Linked DNA regions of Homo sapiens: region 1 is linked to region 2. The links are chromatin contacts, found by Hi-C in ENCODE. All regions are on one chromosome and are shown on one strand. Each heading gives the region's core, a stretch centred on a gene start or an enhancer-like site at or near the end of the contact. The rest is flanking DNA. Distances are from core to core; before and after follow the strand shown.

Region 1 (2,700 bases), core at 148-2,647, 1.3 Mb before region 2:
AGCACTGTAGTTCATTAGTGATCCATTACTTCATCCAAATCCTGAGGCAAATAGAAAAGATGTTTCCATACAACACCAGTAACAGACATTATCAGTAGCAAACATTTTATCAGCCTGAAGTGAAAGGGCATCTACATTTAAAATGGAAAAAGTTACAAAAATGGTACAGTGTGCAGCTTTGCAAATGAGTCTGGTTTTTGACCTTAAAACATTTCCTTTCAGTAAGGTAAAAGAATAGATTATACAATGCTCTTAAAACTCAAAAACATAATAAAATCATCTTTTTCAACACAGACTGACCTTACTTTCAAAAACATAAAGAAATGAAGGAGAGGAAATTTCATTAATATGAGTTTAAGAGAGAGCAAAATTAAGAACAAACTAGGCAAGACAGACAACTCCTCCCTCCTTCCCCCGCTCCAGGAATCCACTGTCTCTGAAGTTACACTTTTTATTATATTAATGATTTGCCTGAGAAGTGTTAAGTTGTGAGGGAGAAGGAATGACAATTTTTGAACTGCAAACAAAACCTGAGGATCCCGATCCAAGAACAATCAGAGGACCCTGGCTTCCAGCCCTGTCTGAAGATTTCTCAGCAAAGGCGAGGGTGCAGAAGGCTCCAATAATTTAGGGGAGAGGAATCGAAGTTCCCTAGGTAAGACTGCAGTCTGTGAGCCCTTGAAAAGGGTACTGGAGTACTCTCAAGGAATCTCCAGGAAAAGAGAGCCTATCTTTATTTTTGTTGATGTGCTTGTGGGCCAAAGAGCATTTCCGAGGAGGGGGCGGGGAAAGGGGGGAAGAAAGTGAATCTCGGGCCGAGAGCCCTCCGCGGGGGAGGGAGGGGGCGCACGCCTGACCCACTTTTCCCCACGCCCCCGCTCCAGCCCCCACCCCACCCGGTGGAAGTCCGAGGCCTGAGGGGGGGCATCGAGCGGGGCGTGGGAGGCCCGCACGCTCCCCACCCCCAGCCGCGACCCGGAGGAGGGGAACGTGCCGGGAGGCTCGAGTCCCCCTCCCAGAGTGCTCTGGGCCGGAGAAACCTCCCGCAGGCTCCCGGGCCAGGCGTGCAAGGCCCCCTCTCCTGCCAGGGCCCAGGACGCTGCGGGCCCCAGCGGAGGGGAAGGGGACTAAGTAGGGGAAGAAGCTGTAAACAGCCCCAGCGTCCGGGCCTCGCCTCGAAGAGCCGCGCTTCCCAGGCCCAGCCGCGGGCCGCCCAGGCCCCCAGCCTGCCCCGGGGCCGCCGCGCCCGGGGTCCGGGACACCGGAGGGGAGTCGGGTCCCCTCCCCGGAGAGCTCCGGGAGCTCGCGGAGCGGCCCCAGGAGCAGAGAAGGGGGAAGTCAGGACTTACCTGTCATTACTTTCTACGCCATCTTGGATCCACTTGTCAACGTCCCCACAAAGCATTATGGGTAAGAAAGAGCCTTTAAAGTGACTCCCCCCGGCCCCCGACTCCCGCCTCCCGCCGCCGGCGCCGCCCCCTCCGGCCGCGCCTCCCGCCCGGAAAGTTGCCCCGGGTGGACTGCCGACCCCGGCGCCCGCAGCTGGCCCCTTCCCCTCCCCCGGGCTGACGGCATTGAAAATTCACCCGCATTTTTAAAACGTGGCTTTGGGGTTTTCTCCCTTTCTCCTGCCCCGGCCTCCCTGCCCCCACGCCCGGTCCTCTCGCCTCGCCGCGTTCCTGCCCGGGCAGACGCCCCGCGTCTGCATTGAATCAACCCGAGGTTTCCTTGCCGCCCGCGGCGCGGCGCGGAGCTGCTCGCGGATTTATTTGTGCGCGTGGATGTGAGCGTTTCTGCTCCTGCGGCCGCGCTTCCAGGAAGCCCGCGAGCGGCCGGGGTCGCCTTCAGAGGCCGCGCAGACCAGCTCCGCACCCGCCGCCCGGAGAGGTGCCTCTGCCCTGGGAAACCGCCCCGGGGCCGTTGGGCTCCGGGAACTGGGAGGACGCCGTGTCCCCGAGTCCACCAGCGTCGAAGCACGATTTAAAAAAAAAAATTGAGCCAAATGCAACTTTTTACCCCTTGTTTACTCTGTGTCCCGCGGTCTCCTCCTCCGGGCGGGTAACGTGATCCGCGACCCTCTAGGTGGGGACCCCTCCCCTAGGAATGTGGCTCCAGGCTCCGCGGAGCCACCCTGGGAGCGTCCGGGCTGCGGACTGTGACTCCGGGGCAGGTAATCCGGGGCGCCGGCTGCGGGCTCCGGGCGGGGCGGGGCGCGGAGGCAGCCAGGGCTCGGGGGAGGGTCCCGGGCGGAAAGCAGGGTGCGCCAGTCCGGGTCCACCTGGCGGGTCGGGGGAGAACCGCGGGCGCCGCTGCAGCTCGGGAGGCTGGAGGTGGGGACGCCCGGCGTCTCCGGGCTGCGACCCGCTGCGCTGGAAAGTGTGGGGCGCCTTGGCGCGGGCTGAGGTCTCTGACCCGGGCGAGTACCCCCAGCCCGCCGGCCACACTGCTGCCGGGCATCCTCTCCCCGCGACACCACGCCCGCTTTCGGCTGCGCGGGGCGAGCAGCGTACTGACCCCGGCGTCCAGCCGCCCAGGTCCCCCCAGCAACGGAGGCCCCTTGGTCAGCCTCCTCCCGCGCTCTCCGCAGAGCCTCTGGTCCCTGCTTTGCTGTCTTTGGAGGCCTGCTCCAGTTGCTTTTTTTTTTTTCCAAGCAAGTTTTTACAACAAGGAGATACCCAAAAGAAAATTCTCCAAGACAGG
Region 2 (2,774 bases), core at 57-2,556:
ACATACAGCCCTTGAAGTATATACAATGTTACTACAACAGCTCCTGGACACTTGCATATGTGTGTATTTTGCTTTTTTGTATTGTGTTGAATCCATTATGAATTTTAAGCACACGGCCCTAGAAATATATACAATGCTACTAAAGCAGCCCCTAGCCAGACACTTGGACATGTTTCCTTGATGGGCCTTCTTTATTGAGTTACAGACTTGATGTGTCTAAAATTGTACCGTCTCCCTTTTCTTCCTCCTTAGACAGATACTCTGATGGAAAAAAAAAATGGCTGAAAGAGTAAAGTCGCTTTTCCTCCGAATTTTCCCCATTAGTGCAGCTTGTCTGGACAGCTGCGATTTCTTGTTGGGTCACAGGGCATTTTTGACAATCTGCACGCTCTGCACTTCTCCCTCTGTGAGGTCAGGAGTGATGGGGGGGCACTTCAGGTTCTAGAAGGACTCAGGCCTCCTCTTGGACCCTGACAAAGTCCTTTCCCGTGCCTGGTTTCCACAGGGACGGTGTTGCCTGCACAGACGACAGCACCCCCGGCGGGGGAGAGCGGCCCCAGCGGAGACTCGGCAGGGCTCAGGTTTCCTGGACCGGATGACTGACCTGAGCCCGGGGCCCGGGCGGCGCTGGCCGGGCACAGGATGCGCGGCCCGGAGAGCGCATCCCGGCCATCCGCCCGCGCTCGGCCCCGCAGCGCAGCTGCTGCAGATCCGCGGGGGCCGCCACCTCCTCCGGGGGCTGGCAGCGACAGGACTCTCCCCGCCCCGGCCCGGGGCCCTCCCTTGCAGGGGCTGCGGGGAGGAGTCGCCCACCTGTCATCTGAGACGCCCCACGTGGGTCGGCCAGGGAGGGGGTGGAAAGGAGGGAGAAAAGGCAGAGGCGTCAAGGGAGGCCGGAGGGAGAGTGGGGTGGACAGAGGAGCGGAGGGACGAGAGGGAAGCGCACGATAGCTGCGCGGAGAGAGAGCGAAGAGCAGGCGGAGGAACAAAGGCGACCCAAGACACCCAGAGAGGGACAGGTAAGGAGGGGCAGGTGAGCAGGAAGGAGGAGAGAACCGGGCTAGGGAGACTGCGGAAAGGAGAAGTGGCGGGCGTGAGGAAACTGCTGTGGATAAGGGACGAGTAAGATGGAAAGAATGGCGGAAGACGAACGACCGCAGAGTGAGGGTCCTTCCAAGAGCGACCAGGGGGGAGGAACTGGGGCTGTTGCGCCCTTAAGGTTGCTAAGGCGACGGTTCTGGCCAGAGCGAGGCGCATTGACGTCAGTAGCCGAACGCTGATTGGCTGCGGCCAGGCCGTTTCCGGTGGAGCTGTCGCCTAGCCGCTATCGCAGAGTGGAGCGGGGCTGGGAGCAAAGCGCTGAGGGAGCTCGGTACGCCGCCGCCTCGCACCCGCAGCCTCGCGCCCGCCGCCGCCCGTCCCCAGGTGAGTGGGGTCGGCCGGGGGCTCAGGCGAGGTGAGCTTCGTCGCTTCGCAGCCGGTTTGCGGGAGCTGGACCGATCCAAGATGGCGTCACGGGGAGCGACCTGCAGGGGGACGGCCGCACCCCCTGCCCCTCCCCGGCCCGGCGGGCGCCTCCCCGCAGGCCTCACGCCCCCGGCTCCGAGTCTGCATCCTCAAGGCCGTCTGGGCGTTGGCTTTGGTGCGGGGCTCCCCAGCCGCCCCGCTCGCGCTCGCTGCCCCCACCCCACGGCTCCTGGGGCCCTGGGCCCTCCGCGGCCCTCCCCGGCCGCCTTCGCCCCCGCGCGCCGCGGCCTCTTCGCTCACCCTCCCCCATTTCCTGAAGGACAACGGCTCTATTTTACTGGGGTCCGCCATCGTCTCGTCCGCCGGTCCTGGCTCTTCTTGTAAGCCGGTAGTTTTCCTCTCCACTTTTGACGACTCGTCATTGCTAGCAGTAGCCTTTCCTCTTCATAGCGGAGTGATCTTTCCCCCAACACGACGGTCTTAGTCGGGCTCCTGAATTTCCTCTTGTCCCCTTTCACCTCTCTCCCTTTCCCAATTTTGCCCCCCTGAGGCCTCCTCGCCACCACTGTGGCCTTCCGACTGGCGTAGCTTGAAGTCTCGGCTTCCCTTCATTTTGTGGTCATGACCGTGGCCTACGTGAAGTGAAGGGCATTTTCCTGCCCTTCTTCTAGAAAATACACGGTACCTATTAACCTCTTCAGCTCAGAGCCTGTGGTGACGACCGTCCTACTCCTTGAGAGATTCCCAAGAGATCCGTCTTTTTAGCAGAGCGAGGAAAGCAAACACTTACTCAAGATGACCCTAGGGGAGCCGTAACTTGGCTGGTCTAAGGGGGTGCGGTCTGAATCAGGAACAGTTTCTCAAAGTGTTTTTATTTATTTCCCAGAATGTAATCCTTTCGAAACAATTTTGTCACAACTGAATTTTCAAAAGAATGAATCTGAGTGTTTTGTTTTACATAGAGACAATGCAGCGAAAGTTTTAAAGCAGTTAAATAATTGTGTGTGGGGAGGGAAGGCTAGGTTGTTGGGCTTTACAAATAAGTACACATAGAGAATCCGGGTAACTCGATTAAAAATATTAAGACTGTGAAGTCTGGTTATTCAGGGATTTACATGGTGACTGCATTAATTTTGGTACATTTCTGTTCGTATACTGTCCTATTACCGGTGGCTATCTTTTTGGTTTTCGTAATACATTAGTTGTTTCAAACAAAAACACAGTTTCACTCCTTAGGCCCAGTTCTCTCATCTCTACCAGCCAAAGACCTGATCTTAGAATGATTGATCATTTGAATGTTCTTAAAA

Evidence for each region. Hi-C counts contacts between places; a loop is a spot of excess contacts on that map. Pooled maps may share reads with other maps.
Region 1: a loop to region 2 is called in a map of CD8-positive, alpha-beta T cell, with 30 times the contacts of the local background. The contact joins the promoter of HELZ here to the promoter of PRKAR1A in region 2. A Hi-C loop is called at or near these places in 2 of 168 maps with a recorded cell type or tissue (CD8-positive, alpha-beta T cell and natural killer cell) and 7 of 50 pooled maps.

What each region holds. Positions count from the first base shown.
Region 1 is chr17:67,243,799-67,246,498 of GRCh38, forward strand. HELZ (helicase with zinc finger) reads right to left here and starts at 1,398. Exons shown (of 33, transcript NM_014877.4): 1 at 1,350-1,398; 2 at 1-41. HELZ-AS1 (HELZ antisense RNA 1) reads left to right here and starts at 978. Exons shown (of 4, transcript NR_136398.1): 1 at 978-1,410. RefSeq lists enhancers at 622-1,609, 1,610-2,596 and silencers at 926-975, 1,076-1,565, 2,116-2,205, 2,216-2,415.
Region 2 is chr17:68,511,124-68,513,897 of GRCh38, forward strand. PRKAR1A (protein kinase cAMP-dependent type I regulatory subunit alpha) reads left to right here and starts at 1,307. Exons shown (of 11, transcript NM_002734.5): 1 at 1,307-1,425. RefSeq lists silencers at 488-847, 1,268-1,777 and enhancers at 781-1,354, 1,108-1,197.